Regions from separate parts of the Mus musculus genome. Here region 1 is linked to region 2. A link is a loop called in an ENCODE intact Hi-C map of the cell type or tissue named here. Cell type or tissue: heart. All regions are shown on one strand. Links, peaks and the distances in the headings refer to the core of each region. The heading gives the core; the rest is flanking DNA.

Region 1 (15,402 bases), core at 3,316-11,315, 56 kb before region 2:
GCGCCGCGCGCCGCTTCTCGGAGTGCACGATGAGCAGCATGTCGATGGCCACAGCGTTGCTGTCCTTCTTCAGCTCCATGGTGCCGCCTCCCTCCCGGCCCGCGCGCAGCGGCTGCTCGCGAGGCTGCCTAGGCTGCAAATGGCCCCGTGCGCGCTGCTGCCTGGCGCGGGAGAGGGCGAGGGCGCGGGAGAGGGCGCTGCCCCGCCGCCAGGTCCGCCGGGCGCAGTTTCGCTGACTCTGCCAAATTCACCATTAGAACCCGCCCGGGAGGGCGCTATCCTCCTGAAGTGCCTCTAAGTCACCTTTGAAAGGAAATCCCCGGGCGCGGCCCTGAACTGCACCCAGGATGCACTTTGCAGGGTTTATGACCCTTCCTCCCTGTACAACGGAAGTGCAGGTATTGGGCTCCAGCAAAGTTTTCTCTGTGGCTGGGCTGAGTGCTGCCTCATAGCCACCATCTATCCCCTAAGAGAAGTCACTGGCCAACCCTGAAACCTCAAATCAGAACTGGTATAGTTTTGGAAAAGAAAGGCAAGAAGGTTGAATTGCAGAGTGAGCAGATGTTGGCCACATCTTTAGCCTTGACTTCTTTGTTCCCTTGGGTAGATTGTGAAAGTCGATAGTTTTCGTAGATTGAGGCTTTATGGTGAAGTCCCCAACTGTCATTGATGACTGTGTCAGACCCTGGGTCATATGTACTGGGCATCAAGCTAACAATCTTATTTTTCCTGAGATGGAGGTCTTAAAATTCCCCATTCCTTCGGGAAGACTAGCTCTTGCCTGAGGGGAAGAGAGAGAGAGAGAGAGAGAAAGAGAGAGAGAGAGAGAGAGAGAGAGAGAGAGAGAGAGAGAGAGAGAAAGAAAGGAACTGGGAGCTGCCAGCTGCTGTCAGGGAGCTGGACCTGAGAGCCCCTTCTATTTTTAGCCAGGCCTGCTCTGCCCAGCCAACAGCGACAGGGCATTTGGCTGTAGGTCCAAGGAGTGTTTACATGGCTTTTGCTTGGGAGCCTTTGGCACTGTGGTTCAACCAGGTGGGAGACAATTCCCTAATTTGTGTTGACACAGGTAATAGATGCCACCTCTGCAGGAGGCCTTGCTTGCTCTGTGACTCCACCTTGGTCCATGGCTCCTGAGAGCTCTCCACCTTGTCCTTGAAACAGCCACTCTGATACAAGCTATGTTCCAGCAGCAGTGCCACCACTTGCTGGCCATGTGACCTTGGACCATTTCTCTCCATTGTCTCAGCATTGGGTCGCCACTGTGTCTTCTCTAACTGGATGTCTGTCGGCTTCTAACAATGTTGAACTGGTGTAGCTAGACAGCTGAGTCTCTTGATGGACAGGGGAGACAGATGGTGGACTAGATAGGTTTCATTCTGCTAAAGTGAGCCCTATTCCCTGACTATATGTGTGTCAACACACACACACACACACACACACACACACACACACACACACACACACACACACACACACAGAGGCTGAGAAAGAAAGGACTGGATTATACAAACCTGCTGGGTCCTGGAGGTGGTTTAGGCAACCATGAGGACCTGCACTCACCTCCTTCACCCAGTGTGTTCTAAGTCAGTGGTTCTCAACTTGTAGGTCTAGACCCCTAGGGTTGGGGAGTCAAAGGTCCCTTTCACAGGAACCACACATCAGATCAGATATCCTGCATATCAGATATTTACACTACAGTCCATAACAGTAGCAAAATTACATTTACGAAGTAGCAACAAAAGTAATTTTATGGCTGGGGGGTCACCACAACACAAGAAATTGTACTAAAGGGTCACCGTACTAGGAAGGCTGAGAACCACTGGCCTAAGTCCTTCAAGAGACAGTGGTACGGTTTGCATGTGATATGTCCCCACCTGGCCATTGTTAAGAGACTTGCCCCCCACCCCCACACACACAGTTGATGCTGTTTGAGGAAGCTGTGGAACCTTCAGGAAGCAGGGCCTAGTTGGATCACTGGTTGGAACTAGCTGCGCATCCTGGCTGGCCACTGAGATGTAAGAAAGTTGCCACACTCTCCACACCATGGGCAGAAGCCATGCCTACCTCTGTGTACTGTGCTCTGCTTGAGGGGTCAACTAGAGACAGGCTTTGAGCAGGTGGAGTAGCCACTCTGCCTAAAGGCTCAGAATCCCCAATCTTCTCTTCAGTTCCCCCCTCCCCTCCCTGACTGATCCACCCTAATGTCCTCAGCCACCTCAAGTTCTCGGTGAGGTCCCTCTCTGTGCCCAGGAACAGGTCATGAAACTGAGGTGATATCAATCATTCTTTCTCTAGACTGCCTCTGCCAGGTATTTTGTACCAGAGACAAGAACGGTGACAGATGCAGGCTAAGGGCAGATATAAGGGCAGATAGCATCCGTGATATAACATACAGAGATGTTTCTGTCCCTTCCACCGTTGCTGTCATGCCACAGAATATCATTCTTAAGGACTCAGCTTAATGCCCCCTCCTAGAGCCATCTCTGGGAAGCATGGTTAGCTGAAGTATATCAGTCAGAGAGAGGCAGATAGCGTGTATATGTGTGTGTGGTCCTGCTGTCCATGTGTGAAATCCAAGTGTCTGCAGAAGTGCTTGCCTCCCATCCTTATGACTGAAGATCGGAGCCGGAGATGTCTTTGCTGTAGGAAGCCATCCTATGTGTTGTAGGATACTTAGCAGCACCCTATCAGATTCGATATTACCTCCTTCCCAATCCCGATGACCTCGACTGTATCTAGATGTCAACACATGTTTCCAGAACTGCACTGAGAGTCTTGCTTTGGAGAAAGCTGAACTCGGGTCACCTTGACTCTGAGTCCTGATGCTGCCAGGCACTTGGGCTCATCCTCCTTATGGTCCTTAGTGCCAAGACCCAGCTCCTGTGGCCTGCAGAACTGTTCCCTGCCTAGGTTCACCCTGGACTAGCCTCATGTGCACCTGTGCTGCAGCCATAACCATCTCTTAGTTTCAAACGCCCCTGACCTTTCTGCTTTTAGACTTTCTTCTAAGAGGTAGCCCCTGCATCCTGATACCATGTTGAATAATGGGATTCAAAGATTTTATTCTGACCTCACTAATTAATCTGTACTCTACCCTTGCCTTAGGTCTGGCAAAACAGAGACTACTTGCATTTTGGGCTAAATCCTTAATTATTTAACTTACAGTGAACTGGAAATTTCAGAATTTAAATGACACAAATCAGTAAGAATTCACCATGCATTGTGTAGGCAATGTTTCCGTAGAATGATGGACCACATGTACGAGGGAGGTTTCACAAGGTTATGATGGGGCTGAAAACTCCTTCTGTCCTAGGGATATGGTCTCCATTATAACAACCATGACACTACACAGCACACACATGTTTTTGCTGATGCGCTGAAGGCAAGCCTATTACCTGCCAGCAACCATAGCAGTATATTTGTGCAAAGTACACACTTGATAATAGTGACTATGCACACTGCATTCCTGTATTTACACTATACTTTTCTTGTTAGACTATACTCGTATTTATAAAAAACATGCTCACTATAAAACAAATCTGACTTTGAAAATGCCGTAATGCTATCTTATAGTTTATATGCTAATGTAAATACTTTTATAAAAAGCAAGAAATTTTTGCTCCATTATGGTGTTTTTTGATTGTGTCATTTCCTCTTGGGTTTGACCCAACCTCCTGTTTATTTGTTTATCATGACCCAGAGGCAACAGACTACTCTATATCCGTACCCACGTACCTTTGTCCCCCTCGGTATCTATCATGTATTTGCATATCTACTTACTGATATCGTAGAGAGGAAATAGGTAGCAGGCTACATCAAAGCTTCTTAACTGGGCTGGGAGCCCACAAATGTGTGAGTTGTAGAAAAAACTTGGCAATAACAAGAGTTTCTAAATGAACAATGACCAAAGATTAACTCAAAATCAATGCGTAATTAGTCTGAGTACTTCTGGTGGTGCTCACGCTCAGTGCATTGTGGGACTTCACTGCAGCCTTGGTTCCGAATACACAACACGCACACTTAGCACTGTGCATGACATCACTCACGAGGCATCACCACTGCTGCCCTAGATATGGGCTCAGGTTCAAGACAATAGTCATAGCGTTAGACAATTGTACATTATGAATTGTGGCATTTCACCGCACATACAGAATTTTCAGCACATATAGAAACATAACAGTTTATTAATGCAAAATAAAAACTTTAAAGCTATTTTCCTACTATTATCCCTCAGGATATAAGTAGCAAATTACTTTACCCTTCCAGTATATTTTGTCAGGATATTTGATTTTAAAAATTGCTTCTCAAGTTGCTGACCTGGGTTTTGTTTAAAAAATGATTCGATGAATTTAGGTTTGGGATTAGGGTCAATTTTCCAACAATTTCACAATAACCCTATATATTCTTCTGTTATTTGGTCCTTCCTGTTTAAGTGAAGCCATGATCTCAGGATTGATGATTATAAAATCCAAACACTGGTCAACTCGGAGAAAACCATTGAAGATAGACTATCCAATACTCAGGCACACTTTAATTCTTTATGTGGAAATAGATAGCAATCATGTTATCAGTATGCAAATTAACCTTCATCCTCAATTAATAGCCAAAGCTATAGATATAGCAATGACTGTAAATGCTTCATTTGTATTATTTTACATACTTATATACCTGTGATTGAATACAACTTTTTGGGGGGATGAAAAGAGGTCACATGAGGGAAATGTTTTGAAGCCTTGTTATGCTTGCTCCAGCTTGTTAAATACACTGTGAGATGGTCACACACCAATGAAATCACTTAATAATGTGTTCCTCAAACCACAGCGCTCTAGACAGACAATGCATGACTGTTGCTTTGTTATCAGCCTCCTCTTCCCAATTTGGCACGAAGGCACGTCCAGCTGTTAGGCTCACCGCTTCCACTCCTTTGCTTGAAGGTGGACTTGTCAGCTGTCTGTTGAATTCTAGGCCATGAGCTGGGGCTGCTGTTTTGGAGGTGAAGTAGGGGTGGGAGTGGGGGTTTGGGGAGGAACTTGCTCCTGGCTATAGATTCCCACAGGAGAGGAGTGTTCTCCTGTGTCCTACCTCACACTGCTGTTTGTCCTTAGAAAGAGGAGCTCTCTGGGGCTTCCAGTTTGAACCCTTTTTCTTCCCTAGGGTTTCCAAGAGGCAAAGTTCTCTCTTCCCCCACAGAAACAGGCATCAGGCACCAGTCTGTACAGAGAAAGCTTTTAGCAGGGAGCCTGCTGGTACAGCGTATTTTCCTCCATGGATGCATTAGGGAAGGGCTACAGGAAGCGAGGGGATACAGGGAAGGTGACCAGACCGAGTCTTCAGAGCAATGTGACCTCTTTGGATGAGCGAGGTCATGATGATCTTCCAGCACACGAAAGTCCATGAGTTCTGCCAAACTCATGACCAGTACTGAAAATTCAGAAGACCAGGCAAGAGAGAAACTGTATCACCCGAACCCTGTCATTTAGGTGTGAGCACTTTTCAGTGTCCTGTTCACTAGCATTTCCTCTCCTATTGTTGCTGCATATAGTTGAGTGTGCGCCCCTTATGCCAGTAGGGTGGCACCGTGTACAGGTTGGTGTCATGGTTTTGCCTCTTTCGGAACACACAGTGAACCTCCTCAAAACTAATTTAAAGGGCAAATCAGTGATTACACCTGCTTCCCCTTTGCCCAGTGGTAGGAGTTTAGCTTGTTTCATAGTATCCTCTCCCCAGGGTGATGCCACAGTAAATGTTTGTGTGCCTACATCTTTGGCCACATTAGCTGGTTATTTCCTTAGAATAGATTCCTGGAAGTGGGATCACTCACTCAAAAGGTTATGACTATTTTAAGGCTTGAGATATATACAATGTCAAATGACTTTCCAAAAAAGTTTGTGTCCACTTACAAACTCACTAGCCTTGTATGTCCACCCCTGGTCACCTGTCACCCCCGACTGAATGCTGTCATTACATAAGCTCTTAGCATTAGAATAATTAATGCATGGAACATATTTTTAGTTGAACTTTTATTACCTCTGAGAACTCTCTCTCTCTCTCTCTCTCTCTCTCTCTCTCTCTCTCTGTACATTATGTGTATTTATGTGCAGGTACATGTGTGTGCCCTTGCTTGTGGGCAAGCATGTGGAGGTCAGAGGATAATTTTTTTCTTTTCTTTCTTACCTCCCCCCCCCCCCATCCCTATCTCTTCAGTTCAGGGATTACAAAGGTCAGCACCTTGCTCAGCTTTTTTACAAAGGTCCTGAGGATTGAACTTAGGACCTCTGTGGCAAGGTTAGTAGTTTACCAACTGAGCCAGCCCCCTCCCCCAACCCCTGCCCAACTTTACATGTGTGTGCTGTTGGCTTTTTAAGGCTCACAGTCTTCTTTTCTATTTTCTCCTGTAATGGCACAGACATTTAAACACTAACCAGAAGGACAAACACTCTTCCTTCTACACATGATCTTCCTTATCCTATTGTGAACTCTGATAACGTCCTCTCCAGACCTGGTCCTCTTTGAGGACCAGGTCATTGCCTCCCTTGCTCCTCAGCCCTCTGCCTTCCCCATGTACACAGGAGGCACTCAATAAATGTTTGAGCCAAATTGGGCAGAATGAGAGCTTGCAGCAAGCTGGCACTTCTGGCTTTAGCCTGGAGAAAGCACTGAGCCCCGCAGAGCAGTTGCTCCTTCCTTTGCATCGTTCTCGCAGACCTTCAGTGCCCAGAGGAGAGGAAGGTTATGTGAGGACAAGCGTCTCTAAAGACACCTTCCTTGGCTGCTGGCAGAACATTCTGGAGCACAGATTTGGGGAGAGCTTCATTCAGAGAGTTGCTTAGTCCTGTTCACACACCCCCACCCTGGCTGCTGCCAAGAGCCAAAGCATGAGTTTTTTTTTTGTTTTTTTTTTTAACAATCTCCATTCTCAGCCTTTCTGGCATTTGCCTCCCCAGCCTGCTATTCACTGCTTTCCATTTCAGCCTAGCTTTTTGTGACCCCTTTATTAGCTTTCTGGGTTTTTTTTTTTTTTTTGGTTTGTTTTTTGTTTTTGTTTTTTCTCTCCAGAGATTGGTATAGTCATGTTTTGCCGTATACATTCACAGGTAAATGTTGGAAGCACTCTGGTCCAGCCCTCAGGTACTTTGATTATAGGAGTCCCGCTCTGTGACGGTCTTGGCCTTTTCCTGGGTATAGAGATGATGAAAATCAATTCGTCTCTCACCACCATTTCCAAAATAGCTTGGTCAATGCCAAGAGAGATATCCAGTAGCACATAAGAGCCTGAGGAGAGATCACCTCTTCGGCCCTGCCAAGCATACATCACCGGCCCATTGACATGTCCCTGGCATGTCCCTGGCATGTTCCTTGTGAGTAAGAGACCTTGCCCACCCCTTGTTCCCGCTTCAGTGCCAGTTCTGGGTTAGAGCTCAGAGCCTGTGTTCTTCTTCCCATGGATTTATCCTGATTGTCTCACAACAGCTAGAGGTTGGACCTATGGCTTTGTGTCCATTTTATTGATAGAAAACAATGAAGGATGAAGAGATTGGTTCAGGAGGCTAGGGAAATGACCCAGTCAGTAAAGATTTTTGCTGTACAAACATGAGAGCTGAGGAAGTCAACTGGCATTGACCTCTGACCTCTACAGTCATACATACACACATGCATGTGTACCTACATGCACGTGTAAACACGTTCACCAACATGAAACAACACACACACACACACACACACACACACACACACACCCCACACACAATGCACACAAGTTTGAGTCTACCCCAAGGCTTTCGGGGAGGCCTGTCTGACTTTCCCGTTGAACCCAACACCCTTGTTATCGCATCTGTTTTCAGTGAGAAGCACGGGTGTCTTTTCCAGGGGCTGAGGTTTGGATTGAATATCTGTAGGGCCCAGGGAAGCACTCAGAGAGATGAGAGTTCTTTGAGAAAGAACCATTTTCTGGGCGGGGTGAAGCTGTCTACAAGGCAAATGAGTCAGACGGAGGAGGAGGCTTTGGAGAGTGACACAGAGCTACAACCAAACCCACAGCAGCCTTTTGATCAATCCCATGGACCCTCAGGGGCCCATCAGGAGGGTGCTGCTGGGGAAAAGAGCCCAGTGGCCTGGATCCGAGGGCTGTGAAGGAGCCAGCTTTTGGTGTCACTGCAGACTCAGGCTTGGCGTGTCCCTAGGGCAGAGTGTCTAATAGGAGCCATGGGTATTTTTAGTCTCACGTGTGCAGGCGCAGGACAGGGTGAGCTGGGTAGGAATGACTAATAAGCCATGGTCCTTATCAAGTTGGGAAAGATGACATGAGGGCTGGAAAGCACAGGCTGGGACTTTTCATGGGTCTTGTTTTTTTTGGAGAACTCTCTTTACATAATTCACATGGAAAGATTGGGGTCAGGGTGATTATAGATAGCCCTGGCTGCAGAAACCTGGAAATGGTGTATGCTCAGTGCCTGCAACTCACCAGCTCCTCTATACAGGCCTGCCCTGCCCTGGTGGAGAAGAGTGGGGGGCAGGAACTGTTGTTGGTTCAGACTAGGGTCCTTCAAAAGACCAACATCAGAGGTTTTCTGCGTGGTCCAAGCAAGCACAGGCGAGGGCTGAGTGGTGTCACCCGTTATTATGAGTTTACAGATGAAGAGAGGCTAGGTCAAAGAGGTCCAGGGACCAGTTAAGGTCACCCACCTGGGAAGCGGCAGAGCTGGTGTGCACCTTCTCAGCTCAGATGAGCACGTACCACTGCTTTCTCGTAGCAACAGCTGGCTGTGTCTAGGATGCCTTGCTCATTTTCTTTAGCCCGCAAACATTTGCTCTGCCAACTCTGTGTCAAAGACTGCATGACTGGATTGGGCAGGGAGGGTGATACCATGCCTGCTCTCAAGGACCTCTGGATTTACTGAGGCCTCTCATAGGAGTGTCAGCCTAGCTGAACCTCCATGTGGCTGGAATCCAAGCTCACCCTGGGGAGAAGTCTGGTTGGCTGGTGTCCAGACTTAGGTGCTGAGCCTGAGGACAGCAGCATCTCCACTGGTACGTTCAGTTATCCGTCTCCAGGGCAACTTTTGAGGGCTGGGAAGGTGTCTGGGGAAGGGCAAGTGTGCTCTCCACCCATGCCTGTGCTCTGAGCTTTGTGGTACATGGAGCCTGGGGCAGGGACCAATAAGTGAGGTCTTGGGCAAAACTGCAAATGGAGGCAGCATCCACACCCACCACCCACCACCGTCAGTCACCACCACCCCAAGTTTGTGCTGTGACAGCAATGGCAAACAGGATGTGACAAGGATTGAGGTGAAAGTATTAGAGAGAGTTCCTTGAAGCCTTCTTGTCTTGGCCCAAAGCCAACTTGGCATGTGACTGCAGCCATCTGTTTCTCCATCCTCCTATCCCTCCTCTTCAATACTTGGGTACCACATATTCGCATCTATCCATTTCACTTAGCTGTTAATGTACCCATCCCTACATCTCTATGTAGACACAGGTCCTCAACCCATCTGCCAGTTCTATCCTTGTATCCATTCTATCTAACCCAATCCATTCACCCACACATTCATCATCTGTCCATCTGTCCTCCATCCCCATCCAATCACAACCCCTTCATTCCATCTGGAACCAGACATTATGTTCTAGGTCTGCGTTGGATGCCTGGGAACACAAAGATGAATGAGTCCCTCTCTGTAGTTGACCTAGAAAATTGTGTGCAGCTCCACTTAGAAAGGCAACAGAGCTTATTGGGGCCTCAGAGGCTCACTGAGGATCTGGATGGAGTGAAATAGAGGCGGATGAGGGGGGATTAATTAGGATGCTCAGGACTCTCTGGAAGGATTGAGATGGGGAAGAAAGGAAGGCAGGCAGGCAGGAAGGAAGGATGGAAGGCAGGCAGGCAAGAAGGTTTGAGAAGAGTGTCAGTTATGGCCTGAGCATTTGTGTTCTTTCAACTCCTAATCATATATTGAAATCCTAATCATCAGTGTGATAGTGATGGCAGGTGGGTCTTTGGAAGATGATTCAGTTATGAATGGTATTAGTATCCTTAGCAAACTATCCCAGATGAGCGTGTAAGGACAGAAGGAGAAAGTGCCATCTCTAACACAGGAAGTAGGCCTTCCAGATGGTAAATTTTCTGAGATCCTGATCTTTGACGTCTCAGTTTCTAGAACTATGAGAATTTTTCCCCCCTAATATATAGGCTTCCCAGTTAATGGTATTTTGTTATAGCCGTTATGACTAGAAAAGGAGAAACATGTTTTGGGGCTTGCTCTATGCGGCGCCCTGTGCCAGGTGCTTTTACTTGGTCTTGAATGTTTTCCAACAGACGTTTCAAGTAGCTAACACATTTCGCTCATGGAGCAGGGCTCAGAGAAGTCGTTGTGGAATGTGCACAGATGTGTGAAGAACAGTACTGGGTTGCACAGGCTTGCTAATATAGGACACCAGAATGAGGGTTTGAGACAAACATCTAGGGCAGATGGAAAACATGCTACCTGGCAGGAACTTCTGGACTGCACTGCTCAGGGTAGATATAGAGAGGAACCAAGGAGTCTACCGGCTCAAGCAGCACCATATGGGAAGGAGGTTAGAGAGCACGCATAGCTGTTGGAGTCCAGTACCTGATTGTTCCATGTTGGCCATGGCATTGGAACACCCCTTCGTGGTTGCAGCAGACCCAGAGATCAGCTAGACTGTCGCTGCCTGGAACATACCAGCTGATGTTGGGTCAGATCTGGGGGCATCCACACAACAGCTTCAATATCTACCCTTGCTTTTCTGACTGTGGATGTCCTCCTGTGGGTGGGGTGGGAAGGAGAAGGGCAGGGCCTCCTCCTACCTCCCTTGCACGAGACTGTCACTCAGGCCTCCACCAAGACCTGAGCCTAGGTCATAGCTTTCTGCTGACACATGATTCCTGAATTTTCTAGGTTCATACCTAATTTTTATTGCTTGATCCCCAAACTATCTCCAGTCATTCAAATAAGTATCTAAGGGTCAACGATTGACATCCTCTGTCCTGAAGCTAAGTATTTCCAAATGGTCAGGTAGGTAGCCCAAGAAACTACAGGCTTCGGGACCATATCAGGGTAAAGGCTGGGATAAGGTGCAGTTGCATTTGTACGGACAGGTGCCTTCTCACAGCCGTAGAGACGGTTCTACTGGGGCTGTGGTGGAAGCTGGGAGAGGGAGGAGTGTCAATGCTAATGAGTGGGTTTTAAATTGGATACACCTCACCCACTCCAGGCCTGCTACTACCCATCCCCAAACCACAAATCTTCAATTCTCTGAGTTCAATTCTTTAAACCTACGTGTTTTACTTTTGCCCATTCTGAGCGGAATTAGGGTAAAGCAAGAGAGGTGCCTACACATGGGTGGGTTCTTGGTCTGATAGACTCATTCCTGATGTACAAGCTCCCCAGGGGAGCCAGGAGGGGAGATGTAGGAAAGGGGAATGAAAGGCCCGAGTTACCTCAGCTGTCGCGTCCTTCCGCCCCAGCTCGCCCCTCAGCATGGCCGGCCACCCACCTGCCAGCTCAGCTGTCCTCCTTGCTCACCGTGTAATCCCTGCCAGGAAGAGAGGAGGGAAACATGAGCCGGGGTTGCACCCACTGTATCCTGCCATCCTGTCCTTCCTCCAACTAGGAGGGGGGTGACTAGGGTGGGGACAGGGGAGGACAGGCCTGGGGAAGAGCTCCCAGGCCCAACTGCCTCTGGCTGCTGCAGGGCAGGCAGCTCGTAGGGTGTGGGTGCATGGCAGCTGCAGGACCCAAGCCTTCCTCCTGGAGGCTGCACATCGGTCCACTTGGCCTCCTGCAGCTCACACTTGCGAGGTGGGGCCAGCCCAGTGGTTCTCAATTATCCCCTTTGCACCTCTGTATCAGGGGGGCTCCTGATAGGGGCTTTTGCTTTGTATCCTACAAGATTTCTTTGGATTCCTACAAGACCATCTAGGAAGGACAAGGTGGAAGTATCTGCATTTCCAGGCTAGTTGCAGCCTCAGCCTTCTTGGGTAAACCAGGAGCATCTTACTCACTGCCCACATAGATGAGAGATAGGAAGAGGAGCATATGCCTTGTATTGAATAGGGCATGGGTGACATCAGACTGTCCTTGAACCTGGGGCAGGACTGCAGGGGGATGGCAGGCGTGCGGCCACAGATGCTCACCTTCCCCTCAGAGCATCTACTGTGTGGATATGGGAAGAACAGGGGTGCAAGCAGGCCACACAGCAGCATCTCCCTTTGGTATCTCAGGTGTACTAGAGTGCAGGAGTGTGTGTCAGGGATTTGTAACAGGGCCCTTTCTAGAGATGATCCTGCCTGTCTGTTTATGTTTTAGAGAACAAGTGTTCTGGTGTATGATAGGTATTGCTTTATGGCAATTCACATGTGCGTGTGTGTGTGATGTATGTGTGTGTGTGTGTGTGTGTGTGTGTGTGATGTATGTGTGTGTGATATGTGTATATGTGTACCTACATGGGTGCAGCTAGGCTACCTGAACTTCAGGACCCTTCAGGTGGTGGGGGCACAGCTAGAGCCATGGCGGGGTGAGGGTACCAGCTTCTCACTGGATACTGCAGTGTTCTTTAGGGCTTGCCCTCAGGGCACCTAAACAAGGCCACTCTAGCTCCGCCATGCAGGTCCAGGAGAAATCAGGCAGGGGCTTGGGGGTATTTGAGCAGCCTGGTTTCATCTCTTATGTTCCGATATGGGAGGCTGGTGATAGGACACAGGCCCAGGGCATCGCAACTACTGTGGCCATGGGTCACAGATGATTGTTGCCTCCAGGTGCTTCCTCTGGGCCTGGCAAGGCCTACTGGGTACAAAACTTCCCACTGTCCTTCTTTAGCCCACTCCTGGCTTCTGGCCCCTACAGCAGCCATTGCGCAAGCAAGGCAGGGAGCTGGCCACTCACAGGGTTACCCAAGGCAGGCCGAGATTAGACAGGGCCAGGCCCTGAATCACTGGTGACAGTGACTTGTTTGTGGCAGGACCGTTTGCACTCCCCAGGTGGTCTCTGACAAGCTGCCACCGAGGGAGGAGCCTCAGTGATGACAGGGGCCTCTGGCCAAAGCCTAATGGCCATCTGTTCCCAGTCACCAGCCTGGAAGCCTCCAGGGAGGGAGGAGACAGGGAAGGGACAGGGAAACTCAGAGACACAGGGAGAAAGACACACACAGAGCAGGAAGACAGATCCATGGATAGGCTCAGGAAGAGCAGAGAGGGAGAGAAGTGGGGAGGAAGAAGAGGAAAGGAGAAGGGAGAGAGGAGAGAGGGAGGATGAAGGAGAGAGGGAGAGAGAGGGGAGAGGGAGAGGGAGAGGAAGAAGAGAGGGAGAGAAGATAGAGGGAGAGGGAGGGGAGAGGGATGCGGTAGTGAGTGAGAAGGAGAAAGAGCTGACAGGGGTCCTGAAATAGGAGTAGGGAGAGAAAGATAAAGGGACAGAATCAGAGAATGAGACATGCAGACAGAGAGTGATGGAGATAGGAGAGAGATCCTTAAGATGAGAGGCAGAGGTCACTTGGGCAGAGAGGCCAAGAATCCTCTGAGACAGGTGAAGAGTGGGCTGCATTCTGTGGTGGGGGTGGGCTGGGGTAGCCCTGCTCTCAGCACGCCCCCTGGTGGAAAGGATGCTCTCGAACTCATCCCTTCTGCCTCAGCACGCCAAGCGACTATGTCACGTGGCAGCCTCTACCCGCAGGCACCAGCAATCAGCCAGTGGTTGTCAGGTGTTGATGGGCAGCAGAATCAGTTCTAGCATCTAAGCTGTGCTCTAGAATCTGACTCTAGTCGGGCTGAGGCCAGGAGCCTGCATGGACAGCGTGCTCCTAGAAGGCTCTGTGGGAAGGGAGGGATAGAACTACCGGTAGATACACCCCACTCCCTCACCAGGATTGGTCCTCCCTCCCTCCCTCCCTCCTTCCTTCCTTCCTTCAAGCCTTCTCATCCCAACCTGTGAAGTCCCTGAGTAGGTGAGGGTTGGGCTGGAGCCAGAGCAAGGAGGGATCTGAATTGAGTTCTTCAATGAGTGGGCAGCTTCTCCATCATTTGTTTCATTCGTCTGCAACCACCAGAATGGGATGGGATGCGGGATGCTCTCTCTGCCCTTGCACAGGCAGGTGGGCAGCATCACCTTAGAGGTCTTGACTCAGTCCCAGTACTATGTGCAGTGGGGTAGGTCAGCGACAGCACATGTTTGCTGGACTCTGCTGAGCCTTGCTTTGTTTCATTCTCTTAAGTAGACCATGGATCATTATTGAGCCAACCTCAGAGGTGAAGCAGTGAGGGCCAGAGATGACAGGTAACATGGCCAAGGTCTCAGAGAAAATAAACAGCAGAATTCAGGTCTGTCTGACCCTAAAACCTACGTTCTCTATTCTCTTCTCCATCTCTGCCTCTCTAAGTGGCTCTGTTACATCCCAGGCTAAGAGTCCAAATCCAGCTTCTAGCCCAGGCAGTCACCTTCCCATTAAATCCCAGCTAAAGGTGTTCTGTGAGCTGCTGGCAGTTAGACATTGTAGGCATCCTTCCTGTTAGGGCCTGAGGCAAATTCCTATGCTAATACTTTTTGAGAGAAATGGAGGGAGGGGAGAGAGAGAGAGAGAGAGAGAGAGAGAGAGAGGAGAAACTGCATTTCAGTGAGCCTGAGGTCCTGAGTAGAGGCATTACAGGAGGCACAGCACTAACATCCAGCTCTTTAATATGTGGTAGTTTCCACACAAAAACTTATGAGCTGTGGGTTAAAATGGTGTCCTGCATCTGGCCTGCCACAGGGCTAGGGCTGCTTGTGGAGGTGGACACGGGAAGTTTGACTGCAAAGGTGTCAGGCTGTGAGAAGACTCAGGACCCAGCTCCAGGGGTGGGGAAGCACAGTCTGAGGTCTCTGCATGGAGGCCGAGGACGGCACTGCAGATGTTGCTGAGTGCTGAGAATGGAGTGTGGGTCTGCGCTTGGTTTGGTGGCGTTCATGTCTGGGAGGCAGGGAGACCTTCCGAGAGATTAGACAAAGCTCTTTAGAGGAAGACCTGCTCCATTGCTCTAGCATGGTGCATCTGGATGAGAAGAGGCAGTTCATAGTTTTAAGGCGTTTATTGTAGAAAGGCAGAGAAAGGGAGAGAGTAGAGCAGTAGAGGCCGGCCATGGCCACGTGGAGAGAGAGGGGAAGGGAAGGCAGATAGGGAGCAAGGGAGCAAGAGCAAGAGAATAAGAGAGCGAGGAGGGCGCAAACAGCCCCTTTTATAGTGGGCCAGGCCTACCTGGTTGTTGCTGGGTAACTGTGGGGAGGAGCATACCTGGTTGTTGCCAGGTAACTGTGGGGGTGGAGTCCAGACAGAATACCAGGAGCTTGGGATGTTGCCCTATGTGACTGATGGCCACAGAATTACGGAGCTAGCGCCTCGAGCATGGCAAACTTCCTT
Region 2 (15,402 bases), core at 3,367-11,366:
ATTCACACGCACATTTGTGTGTGCTCCCACAGGTGTGAACATGCATTCACACCTGCACACACACCTCCCACACATATATCCACAACAATTTAAAAAAGCAATCAAGCTAAAGGTCTGGGGAAAGAGGCATATCCTAGAACGCTAATCACACCACATAGTTATTGGATACCTGCTTTGGAAATGCATTTTCTGACGTTTATGCTATGTAATTTATTTTGTTTTATAATTCATACGTATGTATACATACACACAATACATACATGTCTACATAAGCATACACATGCACGCATGGGCACAATGCTTACACATGCACACACATATGTACACACACACACACACACACACACACACACACACACACCCTCCTGAACTTAAGTCTAATGAGCCTCAGTTTAAGGACTCCCGTTTGCTTCTTTTAATAGTGGCTTATAGAACCCCACATTCATGCTCCTGGGTTGAGCTTATGAGCTCTCTAATACACTGTGAGTGACTTGATTTTTCTTCTCATATCTTCATTGTTTTTACAAAGCATTAATAGAATCCTACAATGAACTAGCTATTGAAATGCTTGAGAGAAGCGCAGGCTTGAGATGGGAGTACCTGAGGGCTGGTGGGTGGGGCTACAGAGCTGATGTAGGCAGTGTTGGTGTGCACAGTTGTCCAGACACAGGGCATTGTCTGCATGGGTGCACTGTCCTGCACAGGCTGTGTGCTGGAATTGTGAGCACATGGGTAGATGCCCCACCAGTCTGACATGTCATAGCAAGGATGACATACTTCCCAGAGTCCTCATCTTCAGCAGCCCTAGCAGGATTTGTTTTAAAGCCATAAAGCTGTGTACTTGTGTCCCCGTGCCCTGAGATGAGCTTATGGAAGTCAGATTAGAAGTTAACATGTTAAGGCCGTCAAATACAAAGTTAGCTTGAGGTAGAGGTAATGTTAGGGCTCTTGCCACCTCCACTCTGAGATCAATGGGTCTTTGGGATGAACTCTCAACCTTTGGGATAGCTGGATATGGGTGTCTGCAGCTGAGTCCAGAAAGTTTTCCAGGACTGGGAGGGGTAAGCACTATGTAGCCCCGCCCTCAGAGAGTAAGACTGAGTAAGAGGGAGGTACATTCCTTTTGCTTCTCAGGCATCTCAGTGAAGGGAGGAAGATTTGAGTGAAAGCCAAGGCTGCCTTTGAGTGTATGGCATCTCCCACATCCAAGGCCAGTTTCCGTGGAGATGGATTCAGGAGGCCAAGGATGTGACCTTTGGCTGGGCCTTCTGCAGCTGCCGCTAGCTGGAGCTCTCGACTCCAAATCTCTAACAAGGCCACAGGCTGTGGAAAAATGGGGTGCTGGGACAGCTCCAGGGTGGATCCTGAGTGGGATCAGACTGTAAGTGCAGGGGAAAGGAGGTACATTGAGTCTGCCTGGGTTGACCAAGTCTCAGGGGCAACAGTAGCACATCTCTGGTTGTCCTCATCTGTACCTGGTCTCAGGTGGGTGATCTTGACCCTCTGCTGCCTCAGCATCTCCCACAGACACATTCCTCACGTCTTTATTTTGGTTGCTGGACATCCTCTGTATTCCAACATTGGACAAACGTTTCCTTTTTTATGCGTCATCTTAGGCATCATAGTACCATGTTCTAGCTGGCTTTTGTTCAGCCATCCCTGGTATGCCATTTCCTAAGGTAGGGTTCTAGTGGCCCATGAGGGAGTGTTAAGATTTTCACTTCCTCCACACTCAGGTTGAGCAGACTTGCCTGGGGCTCTAACCACTAGGATAGGACAGGAAATCAGATGTGGGCATGTGACCTGACCTATCTAATGGGCTCAAAACAGGAAGGATCCCAAAGGCATGTGGAGCCTTTCTAAAAGCCGACATCTGTCTTAATCACATTTGTACCCATCATGCCCAGAATCTGCTCCTGGCTTATCAGGTTCTTGATAAAAAGCTGCTGAAAGGATCACTAAAATTCAACCTAGGAAGACAGCAAGGGGTCGATGGGCTAGACTGTGAGGTCTCTGGGAAAAGGACAACTTCCTCCAGAAACAGGAAGTGGTCTATCATGGAGGGTGGAATGGGACAGGATTGACAGTGAGGCAGGTAGAGAGGACAGCGAGACATGGAAGCCATGAGCAGACAAGTGTGGGCAGGATGGAAACTCAAACATACTTCTATCGACTGCACACTTTCTGGGCTGAGTGGTGGGAATGACTCAGGGCAGTATCCTGCCTGTGAATGCTTTCATCACAGCTTCTGAAGACCCCCCCCCCCCCCGCTTGCCCTTACTGTTCTAGCCTCCCTTCTCTCTTCCTCCCCGTCTGTCTCCCTACAGTCTGCCTTCCTTGCAGGTTTCTCCTAACCATCCAATGTCAGAATGTGTCTGATCCAGCACCTCCCGTCCTCTCTATAACCATTCTCTCACAGCAAGCCCATCTCCAGCTGTGGCTCTAGGCATCAGAGATCTATGCTTGAGAGCTGTGAGCGTGTCTCTGACCTCCATTTTAACTGTATCCATGAGCTGCCAATCTCCAAGACTGGTGGCTTCCTGTGACCCACCAATAGATGATTCAACTGTGACTTTTCTAATAGAAAACACCTCCCCTTCTAGTCCTACCCATGATGTCTCTTTTTACCCTACTAATATCTATCCCAGGAAAGGACACACGAATCTGCCAGATTAAGGCTGGCAAAAGGAGGCCAGGAGCTGTCAAGGACACCATAGATAGAGAGCCAACGCCCAGTGCTGTGGGTAAAAGGATGGCCTAACTTATAATAGCCCTCACTTGCAGGTGCCCTCCCTGCACTCATGTGACATCAAGAACAAGAATCTCCCTAGATTCCAGGCACTGGTGGGTAGTTTTCCTCGTCCTACCTTCTTCTACATTTACCAGGCTGCTCCAGCAATCTGCCTCAAAAAAATTTTTTTTCTCCTTTTTGTCCCCCTGCCTGTGTACAACCCTTCAGGAAGTCATGTTGAATCTGTCTCCAAAACTTTGCAAACACATCCGTTCCTCTCTACTACTGTTCCTCTGTCCCCTGGACCACTCAATGGGCTGCCCTGGTACCATTCTTGCCCGTCTCCAACCTATTATCCACACAGCAGCCAGAGATTCAATTTTTATTTTTTTATAAAAGGGACACATGGACATAGTTTAAAAAGACAAATGGTTCTCTACAGCTTATAATGAAAACAGCAGGCTCCCGTCCCATCTCTCCTCAGTCGCAATTCACACTTCCCGGAGGAGAACACTTTCAGCACTTCGGCAATTCCCACCATCCTTACTTACCCTGCTAACATTTGATTTTTAGGTTCTTAGTTATTTTCTCCTGAATTGAAGCCACGGGGCGAGATGTATTCTCTTGTCACCATGCCACACCACCCAGATGTCTCCCTCGAACATCTCTTCAATACAGTCATGCTAAAGTCGGATTAAGCTGCCAGTTCTGGGTCAGTTGCTTGCTGGTGTGGCACGGGAGGGGCTCAGAACTGAAAACATCCTTCCTGGAGGGAGGTTTAAGACTTGGGAAGTAAAACTCACGAGGGTGTGTTTTATGACTCACAAGGCTCTTCTTCAAGGTTAGAGAAGAGGTAACAACAGCGGGGACAGGGGAGGGGCAGTCTAGCTTCCTGTAAGTTGTCCAGGAATGCTGATACTGTGAGTGGTCTCCTCTATGCTTGGTGGGCCTTCTGGTGAAGCACCTGTCTTTGAATTCATCTGTGTTCCTGTAACTGAGCCCTGGCTCATGTCCCTGTCACTTACCACAGTATAATCATGGGGTGGGGTGGGGAGGGGGGTGTTAAGCTGGTTTTAGGTAGAATCATTTCTTTGGTCTGCCACTGGTGTCTTATCTGGGGTGACCATTTATTTGTTTAAATCTTCTAAGGAAAATTGTACAACAGGTGTGGGCCAGGAAGGACATGGACATCTTTACATCTCTATCTCTCTGTCACTCCTTCTACCTCACTGTGCCCTGTCCCCTCATTTACAGTCTTCTCCTGTTATGGCTCCAGGTTCTGCAGTGGAATCTGGCTTCCTTCCTGGGTCCTCTCTCTTTAGAGCTGCATTGTTCACTTTTGGCTGGTCTGCCAGTATACCTTCCCCTTGTCTATCTACTTTCTATATCTCCTTTGTTGCATCTTATCCATGATGATCTTCCTTGGTTATTTTTGTCTCTGTAATATAGCTTTGAACTCCCGGTCTTCCTGTCCCCACCTACTGAATATCACTGACAGGGCAAAATTGACCAGGGAAAATGACAATAATATATTTGCCCTGTTCATGGTTAAGATCATTTTCTTTTTATGTGGAACTGCTTTCTACCAAAGTACTCATTTACCTATCCTGTAAACTTCACACAGCTCCCAGTAGTCAACCTCTGACGACTCCTTCATCAGCAGACATCAGGGCAAAGGAGGCTGTATGAGTCATTTCTCTTGCTTGGCATTGGGAGTCCCCACTGGAGTGTGGGAGGATTTATTACCTCTCTTTCCCAGTATTAGAATGTGGCTGAAGGGTCTTTCTGATAGCCTGGACAAGATTGCACAACATATTGTTGCACTCCAGGGCCAGATAGATTATTTGGCAGCCATGACCTTCCAGAATTGAAGGGGAGTTGATCTTCTAATTGCTAAAAGATGTGGCAGAGACTACGCCTCTTTCTAGAGAAGGAATGTTGTTTGTATACCTGCTAATCAAGAATAGTTAGAGATACCAACCAAGAATGTTTTTTCAAATCCACCCACAACTAGCAGACACATAGGGCTCTTGGTCTAAAAATGTGGCCTTGGGAATCCTGGTTGCTTTCCTTCACAGGGTCTTTACAAATGCTCTACTGGGGCCTGCTATTTGAGCATTGTTGACTGAAATTATTAACAAACTTCTTTCTTCTCACCTAGAATTACTCAGACTCTAGAATGTCACACGGATGGAATGATGTATAGAAGCCGTCCACCCATCCCCTGACTTTTCTGTCAGGGACCCCTTAATGAGCCTCTGAAGAAACTGACTTCTGCCTCTTTATGACACCTCTTTCAGCATGAATAAATCAGAGTGGTTGTCCCCCCTGTCCTGATGGTATTTAGGACTTTTTCCTGAAGTGGGGCAGCAGTGGTGGTGTTGATAGGAACTGGAGAAAGCCTGGCATGGGATGACAGTTGGTACCTGCAGCTAGGAACAAAATGCTAAAAATGTGGGGGGTTACCCACTCTTCTTGTTCATTTTTCCAGCTTCTGTTGAAATAGCAAAAGAAGGTAAGATAGCTAGAGCAGTGGGTCTAATTGAGAATCTGCCCACATTTGAGCAGACTTTCCATTTATCTACTGCTTGGTCCTTAATCTTCACTTCATTTGCGTACACAGACAATCAGAGTTTGCCTCAGTCTATACAAAACACTGGACACAGCCTTTTCTCTGGCTCCTTTGGCTGTCAGCCTGAGCATCACTCTTTCTTGGATGCTCCTGATGTTTAGAAGTAGACTTGACACCAGCAGATAGAAAATCTACTAGGAGAGCCTAGTCATGAGTGGGAGATGTGCTCTTTGGAGGAAGACGACAAATTATCCGTTGATTGGCCTGCTTTTCCATGGAAGACTTTGGAGAGACCCTTGGAAGACTCTGTTTTCATCCCTTTGAGGGTGGACTCTTTAGAAGGTGAGTTACTGCTGCTCTTCATGAATGGACCAGGAGAACTTGGTGGGAATCTCATGGCCAGGAGAACTTAGAATCGTCACCTTTGCCCTTGTACCCTCTTGGTTTTCATCCAAGGCTACCAAGAGCTTACAGCAATCCCTTCCATGCAAATAGACTCCCTGCTGCACTCACCCTTCAGGTGCCCGTCTGCTTCATTTCTCTGGAGTGGTGAGACAAACCTGACCCGACAGAGAAGACAATCCTGTCGTATTACTGTGACTGAAGATGCACAGTACCATCCTTACCCTTCCTAAAGTGGCCCTGGCATTGAACCTAGAGTTTTGTGCTTGCCAAGATAGTAGTTTACCAGCCAGGAAACATCCGTGGCATATACTTTGAAAAAAAAATGCCAAAGATCTAAAACTGTCTACACGAAGATATTAATTCGACTATGTGCTGAATATTTCTTTAGGTATTTGACGTAAAGAGAATCAAGTACACAAAATGCCAACTTTCATGAAGGTGCCATCCTTCTTGTTGGGTGGTCATATGGTAAACAATGTCCTAGCATGTGGTGAGTTATAAAACATGTTAGAAACTGATAATTTTATGAAAGATGAAAAGTAGGACGGGTTAAGGAAGATGCAGAGTGTCAGGAGGTAAGGCAGTTTACATCACCCAATATGTAAACAGGGAAAGCTTCAATGGGAGGTGGTCTATGAGCAGAGACCCTCTATAAAGAAGTGGTTCTCAACCTTCCTAATGCTATGGCCCTTTAATACAGTTTCTCATGTTGTGGTAGTCCCCTAATTATGTTTGTTGCTACTTCATACCTATAGTATTGCGACCATCACGAATCCTGATGTAAATGTCTGCGCCTTTCAATAGTCTTAGGCAGCCTCTGTGAAAGGGTCTTTTGACCGCCAGCAGAGTCATGCATGAGCCACAGGTTGAGAACCACTGCGCTAAAGGATGGAGAAAGAGCTGTGAGCTATATGGAAGGACAGCAGTTTGCAAGGAAGGAAGTCAGTCATGTGAAGGCTCCAGTGCAGTGCACTGGCTCCAGTGCAGTGCACTGGTATTAGAGAGGTTACAACTCTGGAGATGGAATTGGAAGAGAAGTCTCTGGAAGCATGCGCCTCAAGGTCTTGTAAATTCTTGTTCGAACTTGGAATTTCCACCAAGTGGTGACCTCAAAGGACTAATGAGCAGAGGACGGATGGAGGCTGTTGTGATCAGCTGAGCTATCTCTTCATGTAGCCAACAGATTATTGGTGACCAGGGGATAAACAGAATTGGTAGTAACACAGGCATGAGATGACAATGGCTCTGAGGATAGCGACAGCAGTGGAGTTGGTGAAAAGTGCTTGGACACTGAATATGTATACAAGGTAGACCCCAGAGAATCCCCTCAAGGTTCCCAAGAATAGTGCAAGAGAATAAGAGGAATTTAGAATGGTCCCAATAATTTTGGACTGAGTCTTTTAGTAAAGTCTCTGGTAATTTGGAAGTTTGGCAAAGGCTGGAAGAAGAATGAGTAGGATTCATGAATGTCCACAGTATGGATGGTGTGATGGTTTAAAAAAAGTGGCCCCCATAGGCCCATAGAGAATGACATTATTAGGAGGCGTGGCCTTGTTGGAGTAAGTGTAGCCTCATTGGAGGAGGTGTGTCACTAGGAGTGGATTTTGAGTTCTTGGAAGCTCAAGCTTGGCCAGTGTGTCACTGCCACTTCCTGTTGCCTGTGGATCTAGATGTAGAACTCTCAGCTCTTTCTCCGGCACCACACCTGCCTGCATGTGGCCATGCTTCCCGCCATGATAATAATGAACTAAATCTCTGAAAGCCCCAGTTAAATGTTTCCTTTTATAAGAGTTGCTGTGCTCACAGTGTCTCTTCCCAGCAACAGAATACGACCTAAGACAGAAGTCAGGAAATCAAGGTTAAAGGTAGCAGGAAGCAGAGGGGGTTTCTTTCTAGTTAAAATCTCCAATCAAAGTCTGGATGCAGAACATTTCAGGCAGAGGGAAGAGCTGACCAATTACCCCAAGTAGTGAACAAGCTTAGCAGAAGGCAGAAGGCTAGTGAGCCTGGGGCTCTGGGTGATGGGAGACTGCCAGACAACAGGAGGAAAGGGTGCAAGTTTCCTACTATGATATGGAACTTTGAGTTATTTTAGTGTGTGTGTGTGTGTGTGTGTGTGTGTGTAGATCAGAAGCCCACATGGAGATTTTGTCTTGATCCCTCTCCACCTTACTTCGACAGATTGGGTTGTTCACAAAATCCAGAGTTCACCATGCTTGAGACCAGCTGGCCTCTGAGCTCTAAGGATCTGCAGGCCTTCCTCGGAGCACGAGAGCTCAGATGTGTGCCACCGCACCGCACCCTCACGTGGTGCTAGGGATCCAAATTCAGATTCTCAAGCTTGTGTGGCAGGCACTTGGCCAACTGAGCCACCTCCCCAGCCAGAGCCCTGGACTCAGAGGGAGGAGGACTGGTCCATTGCCAAAGGATAGGAATGATTCTTCTCTTGCCGAGCCTTCTCCCCAAACTGGGGGGAGAGAGTCTGACACTAAAGACAGGAGCGAGTGAATAGTGTAATGGAGAAACTGCATGATCCGGCTTCTGCCCACCCTGCCCACCAGTTGTCTAACAACCTCCCAGCACCCACTGCTCCAGACACACTAGCCTTCTGCTAAATTTGTTCCCTGATTGGGATATTTGCCCAGCTCTTCCCTCTGCCTGAAATACCATCTCCAGCTTCTGCACGGCTTCCTCCTTCTTACCAAGGTCTTGGTTTAAATGTTACCAGCTCCAGACGTCTCTGTGACAGTGCAGATCTCTAGCTTCTGTCATGCTGTCTTGCTTTGATGTCATCACAGTTCTTCCTTCAAAAGGATGTTTTCTTTTATGTGTGTTTGCTATGTCTAAACCCGCAGACATATCTGAGCTATTTTAGAGGGCTGTCACTCTGTCCCCAGCTCCTTGCCTGTCTTGTTTATTGAGGTGTTCTTGGGCCTAGTATAGTGTCTGGCACATGTAAGTGGGTCTAGGCTGCTGAACAAATGACCATCACATAGACCCTCCCCTGAGAATGGGAATTCTCTTGCCCAAACCCACCTCTGCCCATAGGTCCCTGTTGGTCTTTAAGGTGGACTGATTGACTGCTCAAATGAAGATGAACTAAATATAAGAACTTCCTATGAGCTGGAAACTAGTGACTTCCTGTCAGGTTGTTGAAAGCCTTCGCCTGGGCTTTCAGGATCAGTCACAGACAAGACATTCAGCAGGCTTCAAGAGCTTGGGAGCTTGGGGGTCTCTTGCTTCTTTTCCTGTGCAAGGAAAAGCTAGCCTGGGGAGACATTAGATAGTAAAAAAGATGCCACTTAATCCACCTGAGGCGGAATCTCTGACGAGTTGGAGTTCTAGTGAGGCTCCATTCACTTTTAGTTTGTCCTTGTTCATTAGACAGAACCTTCCTGAGGTTTTTTTGCTTAGGAGTCTCAGATGGTTCTCTTTCCTCAGCTGTGATCATCTTAATCCCTCAGGCATCCACGGCAGCTCAAATAAGCCCATTGCCTGCTTTTTGTATGGCTCACAGTTAAGAATGGTTTTGACAAATGAATATTCATAATCAATTTCTCAGTAGTAAATACTAACTGAATCCATATTACTCAAAGTGTCTTGTTCCCAAATGCTTTTTCTCCCAAGTAAACTTGCCTCACAAAAAAAGTATATTCAACTAATATTGTATTTTAAATTTAGTGCAAAATTCCTGTGGGAATTCATTCTATCTTTTGTTAAGCTACTTTATAATATTCTATTTTCTTTGTTCATTTATTAAGCCTAAATGAATTATTGTCTTTTCCTGTCCCTGTGATAAAGTACTCTGAGGCCAAGAGGATGGTTCAGAGGGAGCTTCTGACCTGAGTTCAACTCCTGGGACTCCCAGGGTAGGAGAGAGCTAACTCCCGTGGCTTTGCCTCTGACCTCTGGGAATGCTATGGGAAGCCCGTGCATGAACACATATGTACATGCACACAATAAACAAGTGTAATTAAAATTTTTCTTAAGTATTTAAAAAGTATCCTGACAGAAGGAACCTAATAGAGGAAGGTTTCATTTTGGTCCATAGCTTCCACTGATAGCAGGGAGGGGAGGTACCTGTGGCAGGAGCAGGAGGCAGCTGGTTGGTTACATTGTAGCCACAAACGGGAAGCAGAGAATGATGCTAGAGCTCAGCTCTACTTTTTATGCATCTCAGCACCCGTCTTAGTTAGGGTTTTACTGCTGTGAGCATACACCATGACCAAGGTAAGTCTTATAAAGACAACATTTAATTGGGCTGGCTTACAGGTTCAGAGATTCCGTCCATTATCATCAAGGCAGGAACATGGTGGCATCCAGGCAGACATGGTACAGGAGGAGCTGAGAGTTTTACATCTTCATCTGAAGGCTGCTAGTAGAAGACTGGCTTCCAGGAAGCTAGGATGAGGGTCTTAAAGCCCACATCCACAGTGACACACCTACCCCAACAGAACCACACCTTCTAATAGTGCCACCCCCTGGGCTGAGCGTATACAACCCATCACAGCACCCATGTCCAGAGAAGACTGTCTCAGATGATCAGAGAGGGTTTTTCCACTTCAGTTTACCTAATCAAGATGACTCCAACAACAGGCATTCCCAGAGACTAAACAAATCTAGATAAACCCTCACAGGTATAGCTTGAGGTTCATCTCTTTGGTCATTCTAGATCCTATCAAATTGACAATCAAAGAAATCAGTGCATTTGCCTGACCCTTTCCATGTGGAGCTTATTGACATTTGTTGTGTCAGACAAGATCAGACCAGGGCATCAGAACTCTTGATCAATTTTAGTCTATGTGCTGCTGCCAAAGCAACCACAAAACTCCTGATCAAGACTAAGGAAATTTACTGGAATTAGATCTTCTGCATGTATGGAGAGGACATCTATGGAAACCTGTTGTGCTGGTAACCATTGGTTAGGCCAGAGGTCACTATAGATTGATGCAGCAACTGGTGCCTAAATGCATTTTTCAAGCCTCATACAAACTTACCTTGTGACCACTCTCAATTAAGTAGGGAAGAGGAGTCTAAAAATGACACCTGTAAGTTAGCAACATGAACTGGTGAACATCCTTGTTTATTTGGATTTAGATCTCTGTTTTCCTCCTGGTTATGGTCCCAAATATGTCAACTGTACAGAGCAACACCAGCATGGGTTTGTCACAAGCCTCTGTCTGACAAAGAGAGAGATGTCTTCCTTCAGTTCTAATGGTCAGCTTCCAGAGTTGCCCCTAGGGACAAGCCAGTATTATCATCCTGGCTTCCTTGGTTTCTCTTTTCTGAAGCCAATCCCATGAGGTCTTGAAGAGTTTTCTTGCTCTCTTTCCCCAGTCAGTGCCCTCTGCCTGGACCAAGCCTGTGTCCTGAATTGACAAGAACTCCCAAGGGGGGTGGGGGAGAAGCGCAGTGACCAGCTTCCGCAGGTGATGTTCTTCCTTTCCTGGACAGCTAGTTTACTCATGAGATGCCATTGCTTACAATGACACATGCGATACTCTTGTGCTTCTGTGACCCAAATTCTTGACAACAACTTAAAGGAGGGCATGCTTAGTAAAGCTCATGGTTTTAGAGAGCTTTCCATCCCACACAGCTGGGAAGGCACAGTGCCTGTGGTGGAGATTTGTCACATGGCGTGGACAGGAATGGAGAATCGGGACCAGGCGCAGGTATGACCTTGAAAGTCTTATCCCTGGTGAGCTGCTTTGGCCAACCAAGTCAACCAAGTCAAAGGACTCTTAAATCTTCATCTTCAAGATAGTGTCACAGGCTGGTGACTAAACACCCCAGACTGGAGTCTCTGAGAGACATTTCAGAGTCAAACCATGACAACAGATCTCTGTTTGAAAAATATGATTCTTGTCCTTACCGCTAAGTTTTATTTTTATGTGTATGGGTGTTTTGCTTGATCGTCTATCTGTGCACCACTTGCCTGCTGTGGAGGCCAGAGGAGGGTGTCAGAGCCCTTGGAATTGGGGTTGTAGTTAGTTGTGAGCCAACCTGGGGTTCCATTCCGGGAATCGAATCTGGGTCCTCTAGAAGAGCAGCAGGGACTCTTAACTGCTGAGCCATTCTATTCAGCTCAGTTCATCTCTAATTTACCCTTTCATTCCTAGTGGATGGAACAGGAGCACTGGCCTGCTTCAATCCTCAGTTCCTTCCTGGACACAGAGGTAAATGTTGTCAAAGTTACTCTCCTGTTCAAACAGTACTTTCTATCTTGTCTGGGCTGATTTCTCTTCGCCCCCATGACTTCTGGTGGTGCTCACTCAACAACTGTGCTTCAGCCTCTGCACCCTGGCCTAGAAGGCGGTCATTGTCACCTCTCCAAACTCAGCATATTCTCCCACCTCTGGCTGATTTTTATATCTTAGAAGATTTTGATTAATTAATATGGTGTGTGTGTGTGTAGTATCTTTTTTGTTGTTTTGTTTTTTTGAGGCAGGGTTTCTCTGTGTAGCCCTAGCTGTGCTGGAACTCAACCTATAGACCAGGCTGCCCTTGAACTCAGAGATCTACCTGCCTCTGCATCCCAAGTTCTGGGATTAAAGGCGTGCGCCACCACCACCACCACCGGACCATGTCTTATATCTCTTGAATTTAGAAATGTCTGCTATCCTTCTCCCTTCTCGAAGCTCCAGGAGATGTGGACCTTATTCATGTCTTTTCCCAGTCCCCAGTAGATATGGATACCCATATCCAGTAGAGCTCTATACTTGACAGAAGACAAAGGCAAGAAGAGGGAAGGCATACAAAATCCCTACACGAAAGAAAGAAAGAAAGAAAGAAAGAGAGAGAGAGAGAGAGAAAGAAAGAAAGGAAGGAAGGAAGAGAGGAAGAAAGGAAGAAAGGAAGAAAGGAAGAAAGGAAGAAAGAAAGAAAGAAAGAAAGAAAGAAAGGAAGGAAGGAAGGAAGAAAGAAAGAAAGAAAGAAAGAAAGAAAGAAAGAAAGAAAGAGGAAGAAAATGATGGAAGCCCATTTTTTAATGTGCATCGAAGTTAAATCTGCGACCAAGTATGGCTAGGAATGGTTCCAACCCCAAGTTGGCTGTGAGAAGACACTGCGACAGCACACACACACTCTCTCTCCTGGAGCCAGGGCCAGCTTGTGCCTGCTGTTTGCAGGAGTCCACTTCAGACACAGAGCAGTGTCTGTCCTCTGTAAACCAACAAGCCCACATGGCACCCAGGGGCTTTATTTGGACTCTGGGCAAGCATGGACTTGCTCATGCTCTGGAAACTTCTACAAATAGTGTGCAGATCCCAGAATGGAAGGGTCAGGCCTTGCTGGAGAGGCGGGGCCTGGCAGAGGTTAAGAGCTTGAGGTGGAAGAGACAACTCCAAGCTTGCCAGACTCCCTGAAGCACAATAGAACAAGCTCATCTCGCCTTTAACATCTTAGGTATCAGATCCAGAGTCCAAGTTCCTAAAACCCGCCTGCAGCGTCTGCCTTTTCATTTAGAACTCTGTATCCAGGATGCTTCAGCAAGCACATGGGCTGCCCTAGGAGAGCAAAGTCAAACCAAAATAACCAGCAGGAAGCTCAGGGTTCATGTCTACTTTGAGATCTGAACTGCAGCGACTTGAAAAGACCCAACTTTACCTGTTTGTTTGTTTGTTTGTTTGTTTGTTTTTGAGACAGGGTTTCTCTGTGTAGCCCTGGCTGTCCTGGAACTCACTCTGTAGACCAGGCTGGCCTCGAACTCAGAAATCCACCCCCCTCTGCCTCCCGAGTGCTGGGATTAAAGGTGTGCGCCACCACACCTGGCCCCAGCTTACCTTTAAGGTTGATGTTCCCTCTCTTCAGCTTGTGGATACCTGGTTAGATCGTGGCGGCTGCCACCTATATCTGATCACTCAGCAGTTCTTTCTAGCCACAGGTGGATGGCTGCCATTGCCTGTGGGGTTTTTAGTGTGGCAGGCCAGGAAAGGGGAGGGAATCACGGCAAATGAGATCAGTGTGAATAGGACTGAGTGGGAGGAATTTCAGAGAACCTTCTAGAAGTCTCCTAGCTTTTTAAAGTGCATTTGTTTCTACCATATCTTAAAAAAAAAAAAAAAAAAACTGGATGTGGTCATGGAGGCCTTAGGTAAGCTAATGTTGGTTTAGTAGGAACTCAGGGAGACTATTTGATCTCTGAGGATATTTCTAGAACTTTAAGTCAAAAATAAACTATAGTCTTAGATACTCAACTGGTTTTTGGTTTTAATACTTAGGACAAGGCATTTTATGTTCACAGGTCTTAGTCTCTCCCCTTACAGATTGGGTAAATTTGAGCTTAGAGGTCCTTCAGCCACGAGGCTAGAGAGAAGGGATGTTCCCAGGTGGGCTGTGAGCTCCGCTGTAGTTCGGGAAGCAACAATGGCGTTCTGAGATTAGAGCTGAACTCTGGGATACTTGAGTCGAAGAATATTTATTTATTTTGTGTGTATGTTTTTACCTTCAGGTATGCCTGAAGCACCACCAGCAGGCAGTACCCAAGGAGGCCAGAAGAGGGAGCACTTGTGTGTATATGTGTGTGTGTGTGTGTGTGTGTGTGTGTGTGTGTGTATACATGTCTTTGCATGTGTGTATAAATACAGGCACACATGTACCTCAGCATCAGCTGACAGAGGACAGTTTCAGGTGTTGGTTCTTCCTGCCTTGTTTGAAACAAGTCTCTTGTTCACTACTTCATGTGCCAGGCGAGCTGGCCTCCAAGGGGCTCAGGTTCTCCTGCCCCTGCTTGCTATCTCACGTCGCGGTAGGAGTGTCGGGCTCACAGATGCATCCTACAGCCTCTCAGGTTATGCAGCAGGTGCCTGACCTCAGTGGGTAGCCATCTCCCTAGACCTCTGGGAAGCCATTTCTAAGTCTGTCTTGTTTCCTGGGCCTGCTATACCAAAGTGCCACAGACTTGGTTTGAAACAACAGAAATTTATTCTCACACAGGCCTGCAGGTGAAGACCCAGATATCAGTATGGCAGAATTGGATCCTTCTAGAAATGCTGAGGGGAACTCTGCCCCCTCACTTTCCCTACTTCTGGTTTCTCTAACAACCCATGCCATTCCTCCTTGGCTGGAAACACTAAATCAGTGGACACAGCTGCTCTATTTAACTCTTTCCTTTCTCTTATAAAACCACTTAGATTTAGGGGTCACCTTAGTCTAAGATGACCTTGCCCTGAGAAACTTACCTTGTATCTACAGAGACCCTACTTCCAAATAAAGCCACATTTGTAGAAGTCAGTACTTAGATGTGTTCTTTTGGGGTTATAGTTCAACATTTTAGTCCAAGTTCCATTATTCACACCGCCACCACAGCAACAAAACAACAAATTCACCGTCTTACAGGATACCAGGACCTACTGTGGGCCTCTGTTTCTGTACAGATCGTGTCCACAATGTGACTGCCATGGTGGAGATGTGCAGAGGTTTGCTTGGGAGCTCATGCTGACCAAACTAAGGCAAGCAGGAAGGCCCAAGGGCCTGGGGACCAGAGAGCTGCACACCTCAGATTTAAGTGACTTCTGCCTGTCCTTCTTGGCCTCAAGTGTCCTCAGTGTGCTGACTTCTCTTCCCGTTCAGGTTTACTCTACTGCTAGTTCCTCTCACCCTTCCCTGTGCAAGGATAAAGCTCGCACAAACTGTTAGGTGCAGACTGACCCTTCAGGTGGAGCTCAGGAGCACACAGCCCTCCTCTGTAGCAGAA

What was found. Hi-C counts contacts between places; a loop is a spot of excess contacts. Peaks named below come from ENCODE experiments on the same cell type or tissue, not always from the same donor. Only the 100,000 strongest peaks of a DNase experiment are listed, where the experiment ranks them.
Region 1: a loop joins it to region 2, with 2.2 times the contacts of the local background. A loop is called at or near these places in 2 of 42 quality-filtered maps.

The regions. Positions count from the first base shown.
Region 1 is chr9:102,490,820-102,506,221 of GRCm38, reverse strand. Ky (kyphoscoliosis peptidase) reads right to left here and starts at 84. Exons shown (of 11, transcript NM_024291.3): 1 at 1-84. The coding sequence starts at 79. In heart, for the core only: no CTCF peak of the experiment used is centred there; DNase peaks (open chromatin) are centred at 6,721, 7,291, 8,211 and 8,891; H3K27ac peaks cover 424 bases; H3K27me3 peaks cover 650 bases.
Region 2 is chr9:102,435,365-102,450,766 of GRCm38, reverse strand. No RefSeq gene overlaps it. Among named protein-coding and RNA genes, the nearest start is that of Ky, 63 kb to the left of the region's middle. In heart, for the core only: no CTCF peak of the experiment used is centred there; a DNase peak (open chromatin) is centred at 8,046.